Linked DNA regions of Homo sapiens: all the other regions are linked to region 1. The links are chromatin loops, found by intact Hi-C in ENCODE. Cell type or tissue: sigmoid colon. All regions are shown on one strand. Links, peaks and the distances in the headings refer to the core of each region. The heading gives the core; the rest is flanking DNA.

Region 1 (7,675 bases), core at 1,799-6,798:
TAACTGGTATTATTTCTTATTAATGTTTGGGAGACTTCACTAGGGAAGCTGCCTGAGGCTGGAGGGTTTTTTGTTAGAAGGTTTTAAACTACAAATTCAACTTTAAAAAATAGATACAGGATTATCTATTCAGGTTCTCTTTCTCTTCTTAAGCAAACATTAGTTATATGTTTTTCAGGGAATTTGCCTATTTTTCTAAGTTCTCAAATTTATTGCCATAAGGTGGTTCACAATAAGCATTTATCATCCTTTTACTTTCTGTATAATTTTTAGTGAGGTCTCATTTTTACTGATCTCTCATTTCTAATATCTTTCGTTTGCATCCCCTTCACCCCAAAAGTTGATAAGTCTGGCTGGAGGTTTATTAAATTTATTGAACTTCTCACATAACCACCCTTTGATCTCATTTATTTTCTCCACTATGTTTTCTGTTTCATATCTAATTGGATTTTGCCCTATTTTTATTATTTCATTTTTTTATTTGGAGTTTAACATGTTCTTTTCTAGTTTATTTAAGAAGAAAGCTAAGGTCTTTGATTTGAGGCCCATCTTTAGGTCTTCCACTCCAGCTGGTGGAAACAGGAATGATTCCCAGTCTCATGTGAATTCTAAAGAATTGTTCCCTCTAGGGGCGGGGCCTGGTGGCTCACGCCTGTAATCCCAGCACTTTGGGAGGCCGAGGTGGGCGGATCATGAGGTCCCGAGATTGAGACCATCCTGGCTAACACGGTGAAACCCCATCTCTACTAAAAAACAAAAAATTAGCAGGGCGTGATGGCAGGAGCCTGTAGTCCCAGCTACTCTGGAGGCTGAGGCAGGAGAATGGCATGAACCTGGGAGGCAGAGCTTGCAGTGAGCCGAGATTGCACCACTGCACTCCAGCCTGAGCAACAGAGCGAGACTCCGCCTCAAAAAAAAAAAGAATTGTTCCCTCTAATCTTTTCAAGTAGTTCTTTCCCTGGCCTCTGTTTCCTCACAGATATGCATTGGGCAGCACTCAGCACAAGACTTGAGGGGACCCTGTGTAGGTCTCAGGAGCTGTCTTGCAGCTCTCTCTTCTCCAGCGTTCTCCCCTGAATCCCACAACTCTGACTTCCTTGGCCTCCCAGACTACTAGTATTGTCTCCTCAGCTCCACAAGGCCACCAAGCCCTGCCTGGTTTCCCTAGAAATTCTCTTCAGACCAGGCGCGGTGGCTGGAGCCTGTAATCCCAGCACTTTGGGAGGCTGAGGCGGGCGGATCACCTGAGGTCGGGAGTTCGAGACCAGCCTGACCAACATGGAGAAACCCCGTCTCTACTAAAAATACAAAATTAGCTGGGTGTGGTGGCACATGCCTGTAATCCCAGCTACTTGGGAGGCTGAGGCAGGAGAATCGCTTGAATCCGGGAGGTGGAGGTTGCGGTGAGTCTAGATCGCACCATTGCACTCCAGCCTGGGAAACAAGAGCGAAACTCCGTCTCCAAAAAAACAAAAACAAAACAAATTCTCTTGGGGCAGTAGCTGGGGCAATCGAAGGACTCTTCCTTTGTTTTGAATCTCGGTTGAATGTTTTGTATACCATTGTTTTATACTCTTTGTGTAGTGTTTTAGTTATTTCATACTAGAGCATAAGGCTAGTCCCTGTTATTCCGACGCTATCAAAAATGGAAGTTTCATCCTTTTGGGGGATTTCAAGTGGAGGAGTGGTGTTATATCATCCAAGGGTTAAGAAGATCACTCTTCTGCTGTTCCATCTGAAAGCAGATGGGAAGTGGAGGACAGGTCTGCTATTGTAGGAATGCAGGCAGGAAGTGCTAGGAATTGAAGAGGGATTTTTTTTTTCAAGGGCCACGGGGGCAGAGGGTGGCTCCAGATCCACTTGGAGGTGGAACCCAGAGAACTGGCTGATAAACTGGATGTGGAGTGGGTCGGGGGGAAAGGGAGTTAAAGCTACCTCCTGGGTGTTTCCTAGAACAACTGGGCCAATGGGGAAAGCCAGGGAAGGAAGTGGGCATTGTGGACAGGCGGAGATCAGGAGTTACAGTTTGGATATAAGCTTGAGATGTCTTTTTAATCAGTCACATGGATCTAGTCAAACAGGAAGAGGGCTATAAGAAGGTAGAGCTCCAGGGAGGAGTCAGAGTTGGAGACAGAAAAACGGAGTCATCAGTATAGAATTATTCAAAGCTCTGGGCCTGGAGGAGATCACCCAGGGGAACAGTGTAGACAGAGGAGAAAAGAAGGCCTAGACTGAGTCCGTGGGACCTTCAGCATCTAGATGTCAGGAGAGCAGGAAGAGCTGAGAAGGAGTTGGAGAAGAGGCACCTGTCTTCCCAGGAGACTCAATTCCTTTATTTAACCATGTGTTTTTCAGTTTTATAATTACCTGTTTATCCACCTGTCGCTCAACTTGCCTGGGAGCCCTTGAGGTCGGATGCCCTGTCTTATTTTGCATTGCCCACATCTAACACGGTGTCTGGCACCTAGATGGACCTTGAATGAATGAATGGATGAATGAATGAATGAATGAATGAAGACTAAGGGAGTTAAAAGATTACTGGTATGAGGTCAAAAGGACAGAGCTTTTTTGTAGTCCAAGGGACTGCAAAAGACAATTCTGGGAAAGTTGAGCTCAGAAAAAAAAAAATCTAACAGTCCAGAAACATTTTCCTGAGTGCCAGTTTCCTGATCTGTCAACTAAAACGTCCCGGAGAAGTGATCTTTAGAGTTACTTCTGTTTACATGCTGCACACAGACGGGAACGCTCCATTTGGCTTTCTCTGCAGAGTCCACAAGGAGACAAAACAATGTGTTAAAGTTGCGCTTCCTTGGTTGATGTTTCTATTCTTTTGGTCTTTTGTCTGTTTTCAAACAGATCAAAGCACGTCTTGTGAAATGTTCTGGCCCCAGAGTAGAATTTAAGATGCACAAAGGGCATGAGTAGACATTAATAAAAAACTCATTTTGACCCTTTCGAACTGGCGGCCACCATGGAGGTCAGAAGAGGGCAGGTGTATTCCTGCCAGCCCCCTAGAGACATAAAGATGTCTGCCCCGAGGAATCAGGCTAGGGATTAGTGACAGGCTCCATGCCTGCCCCCTGCCACACTGGACAGCCAAACCTCCTTCTCTTGACTTACAGGACTGGCAAAGACAGTGACAGGGGCCTGGCCGTGGAGCCTGGCTGAAATCCGGGCCCCAGTGAAAGCCCCACAGAGAGCTGCAGAGAAAGGCAACCTTCAGAGGCTGACTTTGATATTTACACTTCCCCAATTTCTACGGAGAGCCGTGGTCTCGTGTTTTACACATTCAGCAATTGCACAGGCCCTGAAAGGTTTTAACTGTCCGGTTGAAACTATAATAAAGTTTACTGTGGTTAAAACCTGAAATGAGTCTGAGTTTGGATTTTTCAGCCCAGTGGCTTCGTGTAAACAGTTTACTTAACGTCGTTTTTGGCTCTTATTCAATAAACCACCATGATAATCCCGTTCACAGACAAAACAGATCACGGATTAGCAGACAGGCTGCTGTAACAAAAGCAGCGCATTACCTGCTCTTTGTGCAAAAGGTAGAGCTCCGTTTTGCAGAAAGTATTCGTCTATCTTTGTTTTCATAGTTGAAGAGAAGGAACGTTACATTGTTTAGCTCCTTTTTGTACCACAAAAATAGATTTTAATTAAGCACATAAAGTGAGCCGGGCTTGGAGCTGTTATTTTCCAGAGAAGGCATACTGGCTTTATTCAAATTGGAAGAGACCCCAGGCAAATGCCAAAATCACCTATTGCTTACATTTCATTTTAATGTGCTCAAGTTCAATAAAAGTTTATCATCTCCATTAAACCAGTACCTATTGGAACTGATTTAATCTTGTTAGCACAAAGAACCACATGAAAGAAACCAAGACCCCAGGACAAGACTGTACATAGCACAGTTGCGCCGGGGTAGAAATTACATAAAAGAAATGAAGCATCCACCGATGACAGAGTGCCTCACCTGCTCTTATGTGTGTGCGCTTGCTCGTGTGTGTGCGGAGTGTACTTGTGTGCACGGATCCACACACCCTGCAGTGCAGGTCTCTGGCCGTCTGCCACAGTGCAGCATGCTGGGGAGGCTGCCAAGTGCGGGAGTCCTCAGCTGCTCAGTGTCACAGCACCGCCACGCTCCCACACGGACCCTGAATTGTGTGACATTTGAACAAACACATGTCACGTGTAGGGGTGCTGGTCAAATGTCTACTGGCAACAGCACAATGAGGACATATATCTTGATTCTAGCCCCAGAGAGCACACACACTCACACACTGTCACACTCACTCACACACACAAACACAGGCCTTTCTTTACCGGGAAGAGTCAGTTTGCTCTCCGCCTTCAGTATTCTCTTTTCTGTCAACTAGAAAGCCTCCAAGAGCTCATGGCTAGACATGAGTGGGGTCCAAGAATTCAGGGGTGTTAGATCTTTGATTCAAGGTGTGGCTTGACATTAGGACTTGGTCACAGGGGACATAAATGACAAGTTGGTGGCACCCACAGGTGTGTGCTTACCTGAGACGGATGCAATGAGGAGGTGGATTTAGTGGATGATATCAGGGGCTGCAGGCAGAAGCTGAAGGATCCATTTCCTTAAAAGACTCAGCACTAAGGCACGAGTGGGATTTCTTAGGACTCCCAGTGAGAAAAGCGCTGAATGGAAGAAGTGATTTTCCCCAGTTCTGTGCCTGTAACTAACTCAGTGGCATCTGCAGGAAGCACAGCCTCATGTTGGCACCTCAGTGGCTTATAGCTTTGGGAACAGAGGGTTACTGTCGCTCTCAGCCTGTCGTAGCTACAGAGACAGTGGTGGGGCCCAGCTTTGAAAGTGACTTGGCAAGGAACAGAGCCTGGAGTGGAAGAACATGCCGTGGCACTTTTGGGATGGCTGTGAGACTCTCTGAGGATCTCCTGAAAATACGTGGTTAAAGTTTGAGTGGGAGATTGGAGGCCTTTCTTATACGGGGTGGCATGAGCCACTGAGGACTGAGGGAATGTGAATTATGGTCCTCTGCCTCCATGACTCAGTTATTGAAGGGAATTTATATATCTTCTATGGAGTGCCAGACACCCTAGTAGACCTGTATCAGCCAGCTCGGACTGCTATGCCATAATGCCACAGACTGGGTGGCTCAAACAACAGAAATTTATTTCTCAGCATTGTGGAGACTGAGAAGTCCAAGATCAAAGTTTTGGCAAGGCAGGTTTTATTCTGCAGACTCTTCTCTTGGCTTGTAGACAACCACCTATTGCTGTGTCCTCGTATGGTGAAGAAAGAGAGAGAGAGCAAGAGAGCTCTCTGGTGTCTCTTCTTATAAGGGCACTAATTTCATCATGAGGGCCCCACCCTCCTGACCTCACTTAGCCTCAAGGCCCCATTTATCTCCCAAAGGCCTCATTTCCAAATACCATCACATTGGGGGTTAAAGCTTCAACATATTAATTTTGGGAGATCACATGCATCTAGTCCATAAAAAGACTCTGTGGGAGGCAATGGACCTTCAAGATGCTTACACAACAGCCAGGAAGAAAGGACCAAAACCTACCCTGCAGAGGTCAGCTGGCTGCAGCCTGCTTCTCCCCTCTCTCACGTTAGCTCAGAGAGCACCGCTCAAGTTGCCTCGTGTGTGTTTCTCAAACATGCTAAGTTCACCTGCTGTTCTTCCATCCTGGAATGACCTTGTGCTCTTCTAAGTATGGCTGGCTTTCTTAGCCCTTGGCTGGTGGTCACCTCTTCACAGAGGGCTCTGTCACATCCCATGGAAACTTCCCTCTAGGCCCCAGTTGCTCTCAATTACCTAACCCTGTTTTATTTTCCCAATACATCCAAAACTAGTTAAAGGTATTTTGTGTATTTGTTTCCTTGTTTATCATTGAGATGTCCCCTGTCCTTGGTACTATGGACTCCATGACAGTAGGGACCTAATCTCTCAAGATCATTTGTGTGTACCCCAAAACTAGGAGAGTATCTGGACATAGTAGGTATTCAATATGTATGTGTTGATGAATCATAAATGCCATAGAGAGGGTGAAAATAATATTTTGTGGGCATCTGAGGTGGGTCTTGAAGGATGGGAAGGATTTTGACAAATGAACATTTTGAGTGAGGAGGGAAGGCAACCCATCCTTTAGCTTTGGAAGGACCACATTTAGATTAAACTTTTTTTTTAGTGCAAACTCATAAGCTTATTTAGAAAGAGCTCTTTAATGGTCTTATTTAGCGTATCAGAACTTAGACCATCGGAAGTTCTTTTTGAAGTCTGACCTAAAAGCTGAACTTCTTCCTTCACTCATTTCAGCCCACCTTTATCTCCCATTCAGTAGAAACGCTACAAACTCTACTCATCATCCATTCTAAATCTTCACATTTGGAAAAACAGACTCTGCAAGTGAAAACCAGTAATGCTTGTATTTTCAATGTCATCTTTTCTTTAAAATGATGTTAAATGATTCTAGGAGTGCAGATTTGTGTTTTAGGTGTATGGATGGTTCCGGATATCTGTTAGGTATACTCTCTGGGTTTTCATGGGATGAGAGATAGTAAGAAAAGTATAGCAAGAAAGCTTTGGAAAGAGCCATTTCCCTAGGTATTGTGTTTGCAAGCATCATAACCTCATTCCTGAGGGCACAGGCACTGTATCTGAAAGCTTTGCTGTGCAGACATCCATTCAGCAAACATTTAATGGCAATGTCCAGGGGCCAGGCGTTGCACTTGGTGCTGTCTCATGCATATAGGTGAATGAGACATGGTCCCACAAGCAGGGCAGGCGATGTGAGATCAGAGTCCTGTGGGTGGTGCGCAAGTGCGTAGAATGATACATACAAAGGTGGAACAAGAAGGTTGCAAAGGAGTGCCAAATAGTATCCTCAGAGAAGCTCCTTTTCAGGATGCACTAGAACATCAGATTCAAGTTAAGTCTAGGGCACACCATGTCTGAACCAGGGCCTTCTAAAACTCATAAGGATAATATCATAGGGACAACTGCCACTCTCCTGCCAGGCATAGTGGCTGCTCAAGCAGAACAGGAGGTGCCCACTGTCTCTGCAAAACTCACCCCAGCATTTCCCTAGGGCCATGCTCCTGAGGTCCCGTTGTTGGGTTAAGGTCTGGTCTGCTCCTCTCAGCATACAGACAACATAAATTCAGGTTCAAAAGCAGGACAGCAGCTAAGAAGAGAGCTGACTTTGAAGTTTAGAGCCTTAGGTTGAAGGGAATTCTCTTGGCCGAGTTACAAAGAGAATAAAATGCTGTCATAAGGAGAGTAGCTTTAGATTTTCACTTTATCTTCAAAATAAAAGATTAGGGACACAATTCTGGTTGAGATGGTTAAGTAGGTGCCTGTATAATTGAATTTCATGCTCATTATTTCTCTCTGAAGTGGTGTACACAAGCAGTCATTGGAAAGCAGGTTTAGCAAATATATTGGTCAGGGCTTTGCTGAACTTTCCAGCTTTCCAAAATGTCCAAGTTCCTTCAGTCTTCTTCATGTGCCGTGCGAGATGTACAAGACGACACTGATGGAGCCGGTGAGCCAGGCAGTTTCAAGACAAGCTTCTCTTCCATTAGCAAACTTGTCATAGGATTGGAAAGTTTTCTTTTTTTCCACAAGATTAGACATGGTCCAAAGAATACTTTATGCCGCTTTGGATCAGCAATCTGCCTGCA
Region 2 (7,675 bases), core at 827-5,826, 120 kb after region 1:
AAGTCATTCGTGAGGGGCCCGCCCCCATGACCCAAACACCTCTCACCAGGCTCCACCTCCAACATTAAGTGTTATATTTCTGCTGGGTGCAGTGGTTCATGCCTGTAGTCCCGGCACTTTGGGAAGCCGAGACGGGCAGATCACGAGGTCAGGAGATCGAGATCATCCTGGCTAACACGGTGAAACCCCGTCTCTACTAAAAATACAAAAAATTAGCCGGGCGTGGTGGCGGGCACCTGTAGTCCCAGCTACCCGGGAGGCTGAGGCAGGAGAATGGCGTGAACCCGGGAGGTGGAGCTTGCAGTGAGCCCAGATCATGCCACTGAACTCCAGCCTGGGGGACAGAGGGAGACTCCATCTCAAAAAAACAAAACAAAACAAAACAAAACACCAAAAACAAACAAACAAAAAGAAAACAAAACAGAAATTAGCCGGGCGTGGTGGTGTGTGCCTGTAATCCCAGCTACAATGGAGGCCGAGGCAGGAGAATTGCTTGAACTCGGGAGGCAGAGGCTTGCAGTGAGCCGAGATCGCACCACTGCACTTCAGCCTGGCAACAGAGTGAGACTCCGTCTCAAAAAAAAAAAAAAGGGTTATGTTTCAAAATGAGACTTGGAGAGGATACATATCCAAACCATATCAATGGTATTTTAGTAAATTTTTAAAATTCTGAATAGTTTTAGATTTATAGAAAAGTCGCAAAGGTAATACAGAGTTCTCCCATACCCCTCATCCAATTTCCCTTATTGCTAATGTCCTACATTATCATGGCATATTTGCAACAATCAAGAAAGCAACACTGGTACATTACCGAAAACTACATTCCACACTTTATTCAGATTTCACTATTTTTTTCCAGTAATGTCTTTTTTCTGCTCCAGGATACCACATGACATTTTGTCATTGTGTCTCCCCTCTCTCCTCTTGTCTCTGACAATTTCTCAGTCTTTCCGTTTTTTTTTAAATGACATTGACAGTTTTGATGAGTCCTGGTCAGGTATGTTGTAAAATTTTCCTCAATTTTCTCACCATTAGACTGGGATTATGGGCTTTGGGGAAGGCTGCCATAGAGAGGAAGTGCCTTTCCTATCATATCATATCAAAAGTTCATGCTACCAACTGATGACGTTAACATTGAGCCTCTGGCCAAGGCAGCGTTTGTCGCGTCTCTCCACTGCGGAGTTACCGTTCTTCATCCCTCTTCATATGCTACTCTTTGGAAGCCTGTCACCTCCTGGAGAGAGCAATATTTACATCAATTATTTGTTGGCCAGGTGCGGTGGCTCACACCTGTAATCCCAACACTTTGGGAGGCTGAGGAGGGTGGATCACCTGAGTTCGGGAGTTCGAGACCAGCCTGACCAAAATGGAGAAACCCTGTCTCTACTAAAAATACAAAATTAGCTGGGCGTGGTGGCACATGCCTGTAATCTCAGCTACTCAGGAGGCTGAGGCAGGAGAATTGCTTGAACTCAGGAGGCGGAGGTTGCGGTGAGCCGAGATTGTGCAATTGCACTCTAGCCTGGGCAACAAGAGCAAAACTCTGTCACAAAAAAAAAAAAAAATTATATGTTATTCTTCTGTAAGGGAAGACTTGTCTTTATTTTTATTTTTATAATAAAATGCTACATTATTTATTTTGTTGCTCAGCTTGTTCCAGCTTCAGCCATTGGGAGCTCTTTCAGGTTGGCTTGTAAGTCCCTTTGACATGCATGCCCCCCATCAGTTTGATTTTTGAGCATTTTCTTACTTTCTCACCCTACAGGATACTCCAGGCTCATTTTTGTATGCTTGTTGCACCAGTCCTGGAACCAGCCATTTCCCCAAGGAGCCCTGATTTCTTGATTGGAGAATAGTAACTGAGATCAGGGTACTTGGCAGGCTTATTGTTACACAGGTGTTACTGCTTCTAGGCTTCTAGACCTAAGAACTGCCTGAGTATACACATGTACCATAAGGAGTTCTATATGTATGTATTACATATATATAAACCTAAACCTGACTTCATGCTGATGTCTCTCATCTAGGACAAACTGTTTCATCCTAGCTTCCTACCTTTGCTTTTCTATAACTTTCCTCTTGAACAGCAAGAAAACTGGCTACTGTCCTCCACCATCCATTTACTTATTTACTTGTCAAACCTGCTATGCATGGAACACAGTTCTGGAATTGTTAGCCAGTAATCCCAGGAGAAACAACATTACCAACTAGAATACATTGTATAGGTACAGCTGCTTTTGTGTTTAGCCTTCAAGTTTTCAGTCAAAATGCTGTTTTCCAAAGTTACTTAGTTCAATCCTTCCCTCCCTCACCCATATCCTGCAGTGAGGTTGTGTCGTACATTGTAACACAGTTAGATTCTTCTGTCACATTCTACATTCTTTTCTGGGGTCCCCTAACATCCTGTGGCTTTATTATTTATTTTTTTACTTTGCATACATTGAAATTCACATTTTGTGCTATAAAGTTTTATGGATCTCGACAAGTGCACAGTCATTAATCCTCTCCTACTTTGCCACACATAATGGTTCTATCACCCTAAAAATTCCCTTCTGCAGCCTCTTTGTAATCAACTACTCCTCCTTCCCCAAGCCCTGACAATTACTGATATAGGGTTTTCCATTCCTTGACAATTACTGATACAGGATTTTCCATTCTATAGCTTTGCCTTTTCCAGAACATCATATGAATGAAATAATACAATATGTAGCTTTTTAAATCTGGCTTGTTTCCCTTTTGCACACACCAGAGAAGTAGACATATTTTTGAATACATCATATTTTTATGGATGAGTAGCCCTGCAGGAGGATTAAATAAATTAATAGACTTTGTTTAAAAAAAAAGTGTTAAATGCAAATAAAGTCCAGTCACTGGCTGCAGTGCTCTGGCTGGCAGCTACGCAGAGCAGAGTAAAACACCTGGGACTATTGGGTAAATATGTGAATTGTGGAAAAGAATCACTACCACTTAAGTAGCTCTGTTATCTTCGCTAATTTTCTCCCACTCACTAAACAATTGTGGAAGAGTTTGTTAGGGGAGAATGAGCTTTCTTTGGGCATCAGTGCGGTCCGTTTTGCAATAGCATTCAATTGGTTTCTCACTTGCTTCTTTCTCGCTTCTGGGAAAATGTGGCCATAGAGCTTATTTTCCTTTTGCATCTGTCTCAGTTATTTTTCATGGATGTTGCCCGCCATCCTACTCCATGAGTGTCTCCAGCTAACACCCGCCCCCGTGCACCAGTCATGCCCTCTTGCCTCTCAGCTCCATACCCATCCTTCTGCAGCCTACGCCCTCATCTGCTGACTTCTTACGTTCTGCCAATAGGTGGTGCTAGAGAGAGAATGGACTCCTACTTTTCGAATTTAGTGTTGCTCAGAGAGAGGCAGCTGCCTGGAACTGGGCTTTTCTGGAGCTTCCAGAACCTTCTATGTCCTGTAGAGCCGCCATCAGCAGTGGCTATGCCCCTTCCTCAGAGATCTGAGCACCATTGCCTCAACAACTTGCATCTTTTTTCTTTTGTTGCGTCAGCTCAGGGGTAGTAGCAAATTTCATATCTAATTCCTGGGACAGAAGAAATGACAGGGCCAATAATTTATAAATGATGTAGGGATGCATGCATGTATGTACAAATTAATATATGCCTATTTATTTTCTTAAAGTTTGCCCTGTTTTCAGAGAAGGAAATTGAGGTAGTTTATAAGGATAGTCATTTATCATATACTGCTTAATAGCATATAATTTTATTTGTGGAAATGACTGTTTGGTTATTAAAGGAAACTGAATAACCAAACTTCCTCAGTATTCCTTTTGTGCTTCCAGTCTACCAACACCTGAGGAATCATTCTTGTATTAAATCCTGCGTGTTCGAAATTCCCGATATCGTTTCTCTTTCTCTCACTGTATCCTGACTGACAAAACCAGTTAAAAGTCCAGTCTTCCCACCCCATTCTTGTGGCATCTTACTCCTTTAGAAGATTTCTCATTCAGGCCAGGTGCGGGGGCTCACACCTGTAATCCCAGCACTTTGGAAGGCCGAGGCAAGCAGATCATCTGAGCTCAGGAGTTCAAGACCAACCTGGCCAACATGGTGAAACCCCATCTCTACTAAAAATACACCAATTAGCTGGGCGTGGTGGCGTGTGCCTGTAATCCCAGCTACTCAGGAGGCTGAGGCAGGAGAATCACTTGAACTCGAGAGGTGGAGGTTGCAGTGAGCCGAGACTGTGCCATTGCACTCCAGCCTGGGCAACAAGAGCTAGACTCTGTTTCAAAATAAAAATAAAAATAAAAATAAAAAAAGTGAAGAAGATATCTCATTCAGCGCTTCACATGATTCTCTTTTTTGAAGAAAACCTCCTGTAGATGTCAGGACATTTTATAAAGACTTTAATATCTATACTTTACAATAGGGGGAGCATGTTTACTGCTCTCAGGAGCATCCCACAAATGGAAGGCAGTGCTTTTATTATTCTGAGATGAAGTTTCAATTTCCTTTAATGACCAAACTCTGTCATTTCCACAAATAAAATTATATACTATTAACCAGTACATGATAAATGAGTATCCTTGTTAACTACCTCAATTTCCTTCTGTGAAAACAGGACAAACTATAAGCAAATAAATAGACATATATTAATTTCTGCATACCTGCATGCATTCCTACATCGTTTACAAATGATTGGCTTCGCCATTTCTTCTGTCCCAGGAATATGTAATTTGGTTTTTTTACACACGTAAAACCAGCAAATAAACAAAAGAAAATTGAAAACAATAGTAACGAGGAGAGTATTTACATTTTCAGCTACTCCATTCCCCAGTGTGCTTGGGGTCTAGAGCTCTAGGTTATCACCATTTTACACATGAGGCTTAAACAACAGATTCAAAGAAATTAGTGACTTGGCTCATTTATCCAGCTAGTAAGTAGCAGCTCAGCCGGCCTCACTATCCATGATTGTACGCACCATTTTCCTAAAGCCTAACCGTCCTCCTACTTCCCAGGTCCCTGACGGTAGGCAGTATCCTTGAAAGAATGCGGCTGTCCCTGTCAACCTGGATGGAGAGTTCAGCCCCTGGCTTGGGAAGTTAGGCCTCTGACCATGAGTTTTACTCTCCCTCCTTTAACTTTTCCCTCCCGTGAAGAAGAAAGTTATTTTCAAACCTCCATCTGTTTTGTGTTTAACGTGCAGAAAGGTTGCACATTTTCAGTCAGGGACCTTGTTCATAAGCAGTAGATCGTACAACAGTTTATTACACAAGTGGAGATTTTTATGGCTGGCCTTTGTTGAGTTGCCAACTGGGAGAAAGAACATAACGTGCTTAGTGGTCCCTATCAGGAAAAATGAGAAAGCATTAAATACCAGTCAAATCGTCAAGCATTGGAAAGCTGGTAATCAAATCCAGAAATCCCTGGAGTATGGTTGATGAGGAGGGTTTTCTCATCACATTTTTTACATCCATAATTGTTTTCCAAGTCACTTGTGTCACAGGCAGTATCCCAAAGCATTATGTGAGAAGTGCCTCAATGGTGGAATAAACGTTTGACCTAGAAAGACTCACGTCCACTTTGAAATCTGGCCCTGGTCAATGCAGGGCATGAAACTGGCACCCCAGGAAGAGCTTTATATATTTTTAATTACATTATCATGTTGAGGACATCAGCTACATAGAAACTTGCTCAAGACTTACTAGGCTTCTTTCCATACCCAGGCCATATTCTCTGTATTCCTAGGAGGGAATGTAATTTACTGGTGGTTTGTCCCCAGCCATGAGACAGAGGGTAGAAAACTCCACAAAGCATCCTAGTAAACATTGCATCTGAACAATTCCAACTGTAACCAGCCAATGCCAATGGTAATGGATCACTCTTGCCCCTTCCTTTTTAATTTTCCCAAAAGCTCAGACCATCACAGAGGCTGCCCAATAAAAGTCGGTAGAGACCTCAGAAACATTCCAGTCTTCCAGCAGTTCTCAGCCCAGGCTGCACGTCAGAGTCCCTGGGGGAGCCTCATCCCAGCCTAATTAAATAAAATCTCTTGGAGTGGGCGAGGACATTGGTACATTCTCCAGGTGACCCTAATATGCTGCCTGGATTAGAAATCACGGGTCTAGTCTAGCTACCTAATTTTACTGGTGGAGGAAATTGAGCCTGGAGAAGTTACTGTCCACAATACTTGATTCACAGTGCCTTGGTTCTTTCCCAGGGAGGCGTTTTCTCACAATCACGCTGTAACTCCATAACTTCATGTCTCACATCTCCTAACTCTGTGTTTATAAAAGCGACGCATTCAAACCTAACCCAGTCCGCTTTTTGCTTGTGCACAAATACCGTGCAGTAGCTTGTATGAGCAGTACCAGCAGCTCTGTGTTCCCCAAGGTATATGAAGAATAATGTCAGGACTGTGGAGAAAATGCAGGTAAAGAACCCACTTTTTTCTCCAGATGGTCCATGGAGAAGGGATTTAAGAAGTGGTCCTTAAACATGAAGGAGATTCAACTTCATTTTTCTTATTAGTCCCTTATTAAATCCTTCTCTGTTTGTGTTTGAAAAAACAGCTGTGTGTTGTGTGTTTGAAAAAACAGTCCTACTTTATTCCTGATGTCAATGTTAATGGTCTCCCCATCAAGTCCCAAAATGTTCTAAGATGGTTATTAAATTTTATGATCACCCTACTCTAGATGAGTCCCACCAAAAGTGTCACACTTGCTGTTATTGAAAGATCCTTCCTTTTTCAGGCTGAGAATCTCAAGCCTTTTTCCAACCCACAGGCCACGTTCTAATTGCTTTCTTCCTGGGAGTCTGATAAACAGTGTTCTCGATCTGATAGACAGCTAATACCCCGGGGGGACATTGCTCGGTAGCCTTGGACTTCTCAGCTTAATCGCCCTAGCTTTAATGCCACTTAAATCAGAATGTAAGCACTGAAAGAATTTCAGGAATCCAATGATATAAATTGTATTTTTAGAGCCGTGAATGACTTGAGCGAGTGAAACAGTGCAGTGGCTTAAGATAGTTCTCTTTAGTTTTCCCATGATTTATCACAAGCAAGTTCACAGCAGGTTAAAATAATTGAATGCGGTGATAGCATACATACTGGCATGATTTTATGAGCCGTCATTCATAACATATTTGTCCCAAAGCATAATTTCCATGATAGAACTCTGATTCACATGTAATTTTTTTGCAGCGACGACACAGTTGAAATAACTCCTTCGTGGAGGCTGGCTACATTTTCACAACGTCTGGTCCCAAGCTAGATCTTCGGGAAAAGGGATCAAGGAAATGACTATTCCTCCAAATAAAATGTAAGTATATCCTGATAAAATGTTCACTTTTTTGGAGAATAAAGAGAAATGTTCTTTCCGGGAGAATTGTGACTCGGAGGTTATGCCTTGCGATCTCTACCTATTTCTCACTACTTCTTTTATTTTTCTTTTTCCTTCATTGTTTATTTTCCACTTTTCTCCTAATGTACTTTTTCTTCTACTTATTAGCTGTGTCCCCTGGGCAAGTAATTTTTCCACTCTGTAATCAAATGCTATAATATGGGGATGATAAAAAATAACTCCACAGGTCATTGTGCAGAATAGAGATAATGAATGTGTGGGTACATATGTGCCCCAAAACTCAGCTGTGTAAGAAAAGCAACTTTCTTTTTATATTTTTATAACTCGACTT
Region 3 (7,675 bases), core at 827-5,826, 260 kb after region 1:
GCTGATGTACTCAATAAATGGTAGCTATCTTATTCACACATGAATATTAATTATACTTTAATTCACACTATGCAGCCATAAAAAAGAACGAGATCATGTCCTTTGCAGGGACATGGTTGGAGCTGGAGGCCATTATCTTTAGCAAACTAATGCAAGAACAGAAAACCAGATACCACATGTTCTCACTTACAAGTGGGAGCTCAGTGATGAGAACACATGGACCCATAGAGGGGAGCAACACATACTGGGGCCTGTCGGAGGGTGGAGGATGGGAGGAGGGAGTGGATCAGGAAAAATAACTAATGGGTATTAGGCTTAATACCTGAGTGATGAAATAATCTGTACAACAAACCCCCATGACACGCGTTTACCTGGGTAACAAACCTGCACATCCTGCACATGTGCCCCTAAACTTAAAAATTAAAAAAAAACTTATAGGCCGGGCACAGTGGCTCACGCCTGTAATCCCAGCACTTTGGGAGGCCAAGATGGGCGGATCACGAGGTCAGGAGATCGAGACCAACCTGGCTAACACAGTGAAACCCCATCTCTACTAAAAATACAAAAAATTAGCCGGGCATGGTGGCGGGCACCTGTAGTCCCAGCTACTAGGGAAGCTGAGGCAGGAGAATGGTGTGAACCCAGGAGGCTGAGCTTGCAGTGAGCCGAGATCACGCCACTGTACTCCAGCCTGGGCGACAGAGTGAGACTCTGTCTCAAAAAAAAAAAAGTGTATATTAATTCTCATATCAATGTTTATATCAATATGCTTTGATATGTTAATTTACAATTATTTATGTTATTATAAGATATCATATTGATTCTAAATTCACAATGACCAGCCTCTCATGAATTTCTCTTAAGATTCACTGCCCAGCTATTATCATTTCTCTTTCTTTTTTGTTTTTTTTTTTTTTTGAGGTGGAGTCTCACTCTGTCCCCAGGCTGGAGTGCAGTGGCAACATCTTGGCTCACTGCAACCTCCGCCTCCCAGGTTCTAGCGATTCTCCTGCCTCAGCCTCTCGAGTAGCTGGGACTGCAGGCGTGCACCACCACGCCCAGCTAATTTTTGTATTTTTAGTAGAGATGGGGTTTCACCATGTTGGCCTGGATGGTCTCGATCTCCTGACCTCGTGATTTGCCCGCCTCAGCCTCCCAAAGTGCTGGGATTACAGGTGTGAGCCACCGCGCCCAGCCTATCATTTCTTTTTACCCCAGATTGTGCTTGAGAGTTATGAAGATAATTATTGTCATTATATAACTTATATTGTATTTTGCAAAGTGTTTTATATATCTATCATCACTTATTCTTTTCCTTTCAAAAAAAAAAAACTGAAAAGGCATAATAATTAAACTTATTCTCCGGTGAGGTGTGGTTTTTATTCTGGATCTGGTCTTTTGATGCCTCTGAAGACAGTGCCAAGCCTTGTCTGGGTCTCAGCAAGATCATTACATGCTATGAGGACCAGCAAAGGCTCATGGCTGAGCCCAGATCCTCTTCTCTTATAATTGAGAATGCTGTTCTGTCTAAATATAAAACCAAAGAGAGAGAGAGAGAGAAAACAAAGTTTTGAGGATAGACAGCTGGAGGCAGTCTGCCAAATTATAGCACCTCTTATTTCTTTGATGTATTCAACTCTCTCCCCCACCAAAAAAGATCATATTCATTAATATTTTTATTTTTTTGTTTTCTTCTTATTATTATTTATTATTATTATTTGAGATGGAGTCTCACTCTGTCACCCAGGCTGGAGTGCAGTGGCGCGATCTCGGCTCACTGCAAGCTCCACCTTCCGAGTTCATGGCATTCTCCTGCCTCAGCCTCTGAAGTAGCTGGGACTGTAGGCACCTGCCACCACACCTGGCTAATTTTTTGTATTTTTTTAGTAGAGATGGGGTTTCAGTGTGTTAGCCGGGATGGTCTCAATCTCCTGACCTCGTGATATTTTTCTACCAATTCTGTGAGATTACAAGTTTGATTGTACAGATGAGGTTACTGAGTTTCCAGAAACATTAAGAAATTGGCTCAAGGTCACCCAGCAGATTCAGACCTAGAACTCTCGTCTCGGGGCTTGCAAAACCAAATTTACCACATGGTCCCCCAGAGAAATGCGCAGCCCAAGGGAACATGGTCTTTTCAGATAGGCAGATGCCTGGCATTTAACCTATTTCCTCTCTCAACCTAACAGTCCGTCTGCTTAAAGCTTTTTTTTTAATTTAATTTTTTATTTTAACATGGTAGCCATCTGCACTGGCTTCAAGATTGAAAGAATTAGATGAGAAGGGGAGATGGAAATTCAGCAAATGTAACTCAGGATTGGCTGGGAGAGGAGGACAGAATGAGGCATAGGGATAGCAAAGGAATCCCTGGCTTAGTAGAAATGCAGCCTTCACAAAGGATTGTGTTCTTAACACATAGATTAGAGCATGACACTACAGAATGTCCCAGAGACAGAAAGTATTCTCAAGCATCATGTTTGGTTGTTTCAAAACCTTGTGTCTAACAGTAGAGCCAGGATTATTTTCTAACATTTAAAGAATGGTTAATATACCTACATTTATATATATGTATATGCATATGTTTGTATATGATATATAACATATATATAGTATGAGAGAGGTAAAGATTATCTTTGAGGATGCTCTTTGCAGTGGTATATGTGCTACAGTAACACCGAGGGAAAAACTGGAGTTGGTTAACAAAAAGAAAATATTTAAATACATAAAAAATGGGATTTAACATGCACTTTAAATATCGTGTTTTCAGAGGATCATGAGATGCAAAGATGTTTACAATGCAAGAAGGAGGTTTCAGAATTGCATATGATATAGTCCCAATTCTTGAGAAATTGTAGGGTAGGTACCTTTTTATATCCATGTTCAGGTATATGAATCAGAAGAAAAAAGGCAAAGTATTAGCAGGTGCTGCTTATCTCTGCAGACTTGAATTCCTATTAATTTTGCCTTTCATCCTGAAACTTTTATACATTTTTCAAATTTTCTATAATGAACACGCACTTGTTTTATAGTCAGAAAAGGCAATACATGCTTTAAATGCTATAATAGAATAGTATATATCACAAGCTTCACTTAGGCTCTCAAAAGAACGTAAACCTGTATTCAAGAACCACAGCCCCATGGAATGAAGACTCTCCTCTTAATTTTAGAAGAACTTCTTTGCCTCATAAAATACACCCTTTCTTCCAAACTCTAATTCTCCTTTATATCTAATTTTTATTCAGCTACTTAGTGGATGCCCACGGTTAACCTCATTAATCTTCGTATGGTAATTTATTAGGGATAAAGGGCTCTTAATTTGACCACTATAATTACCCTAGAGGTGAGTATAATGACGTCTGTCTTACAGGGATGGGAAACTAAGGTATAGAAACGGGAATGACCTGCCCGAATTTACACATACAGCATGGTGAAGCACTTGAACTCAGATCTCCTGGCACCCAATCTTGTGGCCTCTCTCGATGAACAAGCGAACACAAGAAGGCGTAAATCTGAGTCCCTTTGTCTCAGGCATCTCTGCAGCAATAGCTTTCAAGGAACGCAGGTCAAATGGCAGGTCCTTTTCCCGGAGGCCCCTCCCACCGGCCCCGGGCGTGTGTGCGCGCTGTCTGCTTAATTCACTCATGGCTCTGTGCCACAGAATACATAAACAAGTGGGGAAAGCCTCAGAGAGGAATCTTGGTGCCCAAATGGAGCAATTTGTCTTCTGAAATTATTGTTTGAAATTGTTTATGTCAGTTGCCGAGTTTCTGTTCTGTACTTCAGGGACCTGTTTGTGATGGAAGGAAAAGTTCCCCGCGGCTGAACAGCCGTGCTAGTTGAACACTTGTAGTGACAGTGTTGTCAGCTGCTTCCCAGTCCTCCCTGACTTGGAGAGGGTTTTGATGAGGTTCCCTACACCCCAATAGAGCACCCCAAGAACTATCTGATGCTCACATGCCTGCTGCGTGTGCTAACTAATTTAATCCTTACAGCAATCCTGTAAGGAGGTACTGTTGTTACAGTCCTCCCATCCATAGAAGAAGAAACCAAGCCTCCAGCGCTGAAGGAGCTATCTCAAAATCCCATGCCTTGTAAATGGAAAAGCTGGGACTTGATCTCATGCACCTTTGGATTCTAAGTCCATGCTTGTGACTGCTACCCTGTACTGCTTCGCACAAGTATCCGAACCAGTCAGAGCTGGCTTGAGCCATCTGACTTTGCCACCCCATCCTCCCGGTGAGCATGTGAATTGTGGATTCTGCCCTCTTAGTGACATCGTAAGGCATTTCCACTTGAGGTTTTTCTTCCCTATTCCTCTAGTGTCTTGAGTTATTTTAACATGAAAGCCTCAAGCTCACAAACCTGGCAGCTTTGTGAGTGAGAGAGAATTCCTTTTGAGGCATGAATTAGTCTTCTTCAAATGTTTTGACAAACTGAGAGTGTGGTGCTTAGGGAAAGAATAGCTTCGCAGTGTTCGTGTGAACAGACATCTTTCTAAAACAACTTGAGCCCATGCGTGAGGCTCAATCATTGAAATCACTGCATGGTAATTCTGAGACCGAGCCTTTTGGCTTTCAGTATTCTCTTGGTTTTGACTCGCCAAATGCCCAGCACTAGATGCTGGCCTGAATTCATATCTCTTAATCTCCCTAAAGGAAGCAGAGCCGGGACATCCCTTAGGATGAAGAAAGAACAGTGTGTACCTGGTCTCAGCCCCCGCTGCTTGAGTGCTCTCCTGTAAGAGTCACTGAGGCCAGGCCAGCCCAGCACCCCTCAGAGCTCACCTTGTTCCTTGAGACCATCGAGGGCTACCTCAGTGACCTGATCATCATTTTCACCTCGTCCTCTCTGAGTACTCCCTGCAGTAGATGAGCAGACAGTCAGGCCTATGTTATTCTTGGTCAGTGAATACAACAGATAACAGCATGCAGGGCAACATTTGGCTAGGGAACAGTTATCATTGGTACCTGGAATCAGAAGGCAAGGAGCAAATTGAGCTCAGGCATTAGCACTCCACACAAAAATCATCCCTGGCTCTCAGCCTTGTTTGGGAAATGTGGCCAGGATTAGGGCAAGACCGACGCAGATAACCAGGTCTCTCATTTCACCTTCTCCAAGCATTCTGTCAGCCACCCTCTTCTCTTTACCGGGAAATTCGATGCTTCTGTACCCCAAAGAGGAACATGTCAGACCCACAGATGACACGGGCCACTGGTGGGGAACGGTGGCTTTGTCCTAGAGTCAGATAATGCCAGGCAAAGGAAAGAATTTGGTGGGTGAACCATGCACAGGAAGAGCAGAGGAGAGTTGTACATATGATGTGTGCCACACAGTATCAGCTTCCAGCTCTGGAGGAGACCAGAAGCCTCTGATGGTGGTCCTGCTTGTTACTTTCTAGGAAGTTATCCATTCATCAGCCAATAGCTTTCCCAAAGACCTATGCCTGGTAGTGTCCTTGAAGGCAATAATGTCAAGGTCAAAGATTACATATAAGGATGCGTCCAGCTAAACCTAGGGTAGGATTCAACAGAAAAGGGAAGGTAAAAGACTAAATTATAAACAGGTACCACTGCCCTTTTCGCGGAGAGAGTTTTCAGGGGGCTCATGCTCTGTTGTATCCAGGGTTTGTGATCTTGACCTGGCACCATATGGAGAGGATGCATCATAAATAGCCATCCAAGCTGCTGTTCAACACTTCTTAACCCAGGTCCTAAGTATGATAACTGCCATGTGCATTCTGTCAGAAGTGTACGTTTTGCTCACTTTTACAAACACCTGCATCCACATACCCAGAAGTCTTTGATTGGTAGAACAGGATTTAAAAGTAGATCTCAAAGCTTTACCTGGTTGTGCTGATAGCTTTCTGCCACCACGGGATGCCCCTCTTCAACAATTATCATATGGAACCTCTTTGTTTGCAAATAATAGAGAATCAAACACTAGAAACCCTGAACAAGCTTAAGCAAAAAGGAACACTTATTATAAACATACTGGGGTATCTCATCAAACTGAACGACAGGACTGTATTAGCGACTTGGGTGGAAATAAGCTGGAATTGGGGATTTGAACACTCTCAGGCTACTCTTCTGGCCGTCTTCTGTGCTCCATCTTCTCCCGCAATATTGACTGGCTTTGTTTCCCAATTCATGTGGGTGAAAATGGCCACCTCCGACTGCTATTGAATTTTCTCTTCCAGTCCCATTTCCAAAATTCCTAGGGAAAAGTTCAGTCTGGCTTGAGGGATGCCCATCCTCAGAACAAAAACTAGGACTAGGAAGAGAGACAAAAACCATGCGGATGGCAGAGGAGAAAAGCATTTCCTATTAAACCCAGTGGAAAACCGTTTCAGAAGAGAATAAAAGGGAGGCATCACCGGCTTCCCCTCCTTTCTTTCATTTGTCACTGTCACCAACAACTTTACTGTCAGTACCTGTCTCTGTCTTCCTCTGTCGCTTTCTCTCGTGCGCGCGCGCTCTCTCTCTCTCCCGCTCCTTCTCTCTGTCTCTCATTCTCTCTTTCTTATCAGGCCTGTCAAGTCTTTCGGGAATGAAAATTACTCACACATACACAGATACACACACATACACATACACATACAAGCTGTTGTTAAGTAGAACTGGAAGGAGGCAAATTAAATGCTGTGGGCCTGACAACTCCTTTTATTTATTTGTTTGAGTTTCCTGGGAGAAAAGGCCAGACAAGCTTCCCTAATTCCCAAACTACATGAAGCTCCTGGCATGACACTCCCCAAATTGTAATTATTTGTTTAACATCTTTCCCCCTCTCTAGGCTGTAAACTTTCCATAGGCAGAACTTGTGACAGTTTTATTCACAGCTGGATCCCTCATGTCTAAGACAGTGTTTGGACGTACAGTAGGTGATCAGTAAATATTGAATGAATGAAATGAATGAATGGACAAATGAATGATGTTAGCATGTTCACCTTACTGGCAAATTCCCAGATGAAGACATTACTTCAAAGGCTCCTGGCAGCCCTACCAATTTGGCTACCAATAATCATAGTAATAGTGCTTTTGTTGTTTTCAAAAGTCTGATCAAAGAGTGTGTCATATAAGTAAGTCTAATTCACATCTCTCTCTTTCTCTCATTCTCTCTCTCTCTCTCCATTTTTCATGAATTTATTATCAAGACATAGCAATTCTTTTTTTTCCACTTGTTTCTCAAATTTGCCCTCTTTTATTTATTCCCAAGTGGACTTTCTTCCTTATCCATGGATCATGATGAGAGTCTCCAAACCAACCCTGTCTCTTCCCATCGTCTGAGCATCAGATGAGTCCTCCTAAAATGTCAATGTTACTGAGTTACTTTGCTGCTCAAAAACATGCCGGTGTAGCCCTCTTTCTACAGGAGAAAGTGGAACGTAGCATCCATGGCCCTCTTTTTCTGAATTCCTAACTCCTGTTACAGTGTTATCCCTTACCACTCCCAAATAGGAACCTTTTCCTTGAACAAGGCAATGTCCAGGGGAACACTACATATTTTGTGGAGCCCTGTGCAAAATGACAGTGCAGGGTCCATTGTTCAACAATGATTAAGAATTTCACAATGGTGACCGGGTGCAGTGGCTCATGCCTGTAATCCCAGCACTTTGGGAGGCCAAGGTGGGTGGATCACAAGGTCAGGAGTGCAAGATTAGCCTGGCCAACATAGTGAA

The links. Hi-C counts contacts between places; a loop is a spot of excess contacts. Peaks named below come from ENCODE experiments on the same cell type or tissue, not always from the same donor. Only the 100,000 strongest peaks of a DNase experiment are listed, where the experiment ranks them.
Region 2: a loop joins it to region 1, with 2.4 times the contacts of the local background. A loop is called at or near these places in 1 of 110 quality-filtered maps.
Region 3: a loop joins it to region 1, with 3 times the contacts of the local background. A loop is called at or near these places in 1 of 110 quality-filtered maps.

What each region holds. Positions count from the first base shown.
Region 1 is chr17:12,418,751-12,426,425 of GRCh38, forward strand. No RefSeq gene overlaps it. Among named protein-coding and RNA genes, the nearest start is that of LINC00670, 130 kb to the right of the region's middle. In sigmoid colon, for the core only: no CTCF peak of the experiment used is centred there; a DNase peak (open chromatin) is centred at 4,071; H3K27ac peaks cover 624 bases.
Region 2 is chr17:12,542,776-12,550,450 of GRCh38, forward strand. LINC00670 (long intergenic non-protein coding RNA 670) reads left to right here and starts at 7,193. Exons shown (of 4, transcript NR_034145.1): 1 at 7,193-7,302. RefSeq lists a silencer at 3,157-3,451. In sigmoid colon, for the core only: a CTCF peak has its summit at 3,276 (motif pointing right); no DNase peak of the experiment used is centred there.
Region 3 is chr17:12,676,994-12,684,668 of GRCh38, forward strand. All of the region lies in intron 1 of MYOCD (myocardin), which reads left to right. All of the region lies in intron 2 of MYOCD-AS1 (MYOCD antisense RNA 1), which reads right to left. Among named protein-coding and RNA genes, the nearest start is that of MYOCD, 15 kb to the left of the region's middle. In sigmoid colon, for the core only: no CTCF peak of the experiment used is centred there; a DNase peak (open chromatin) is centred at 3,608; H3K4me3 peaks cover 1,117 bases; H3K27ac peaks cover 310 bases.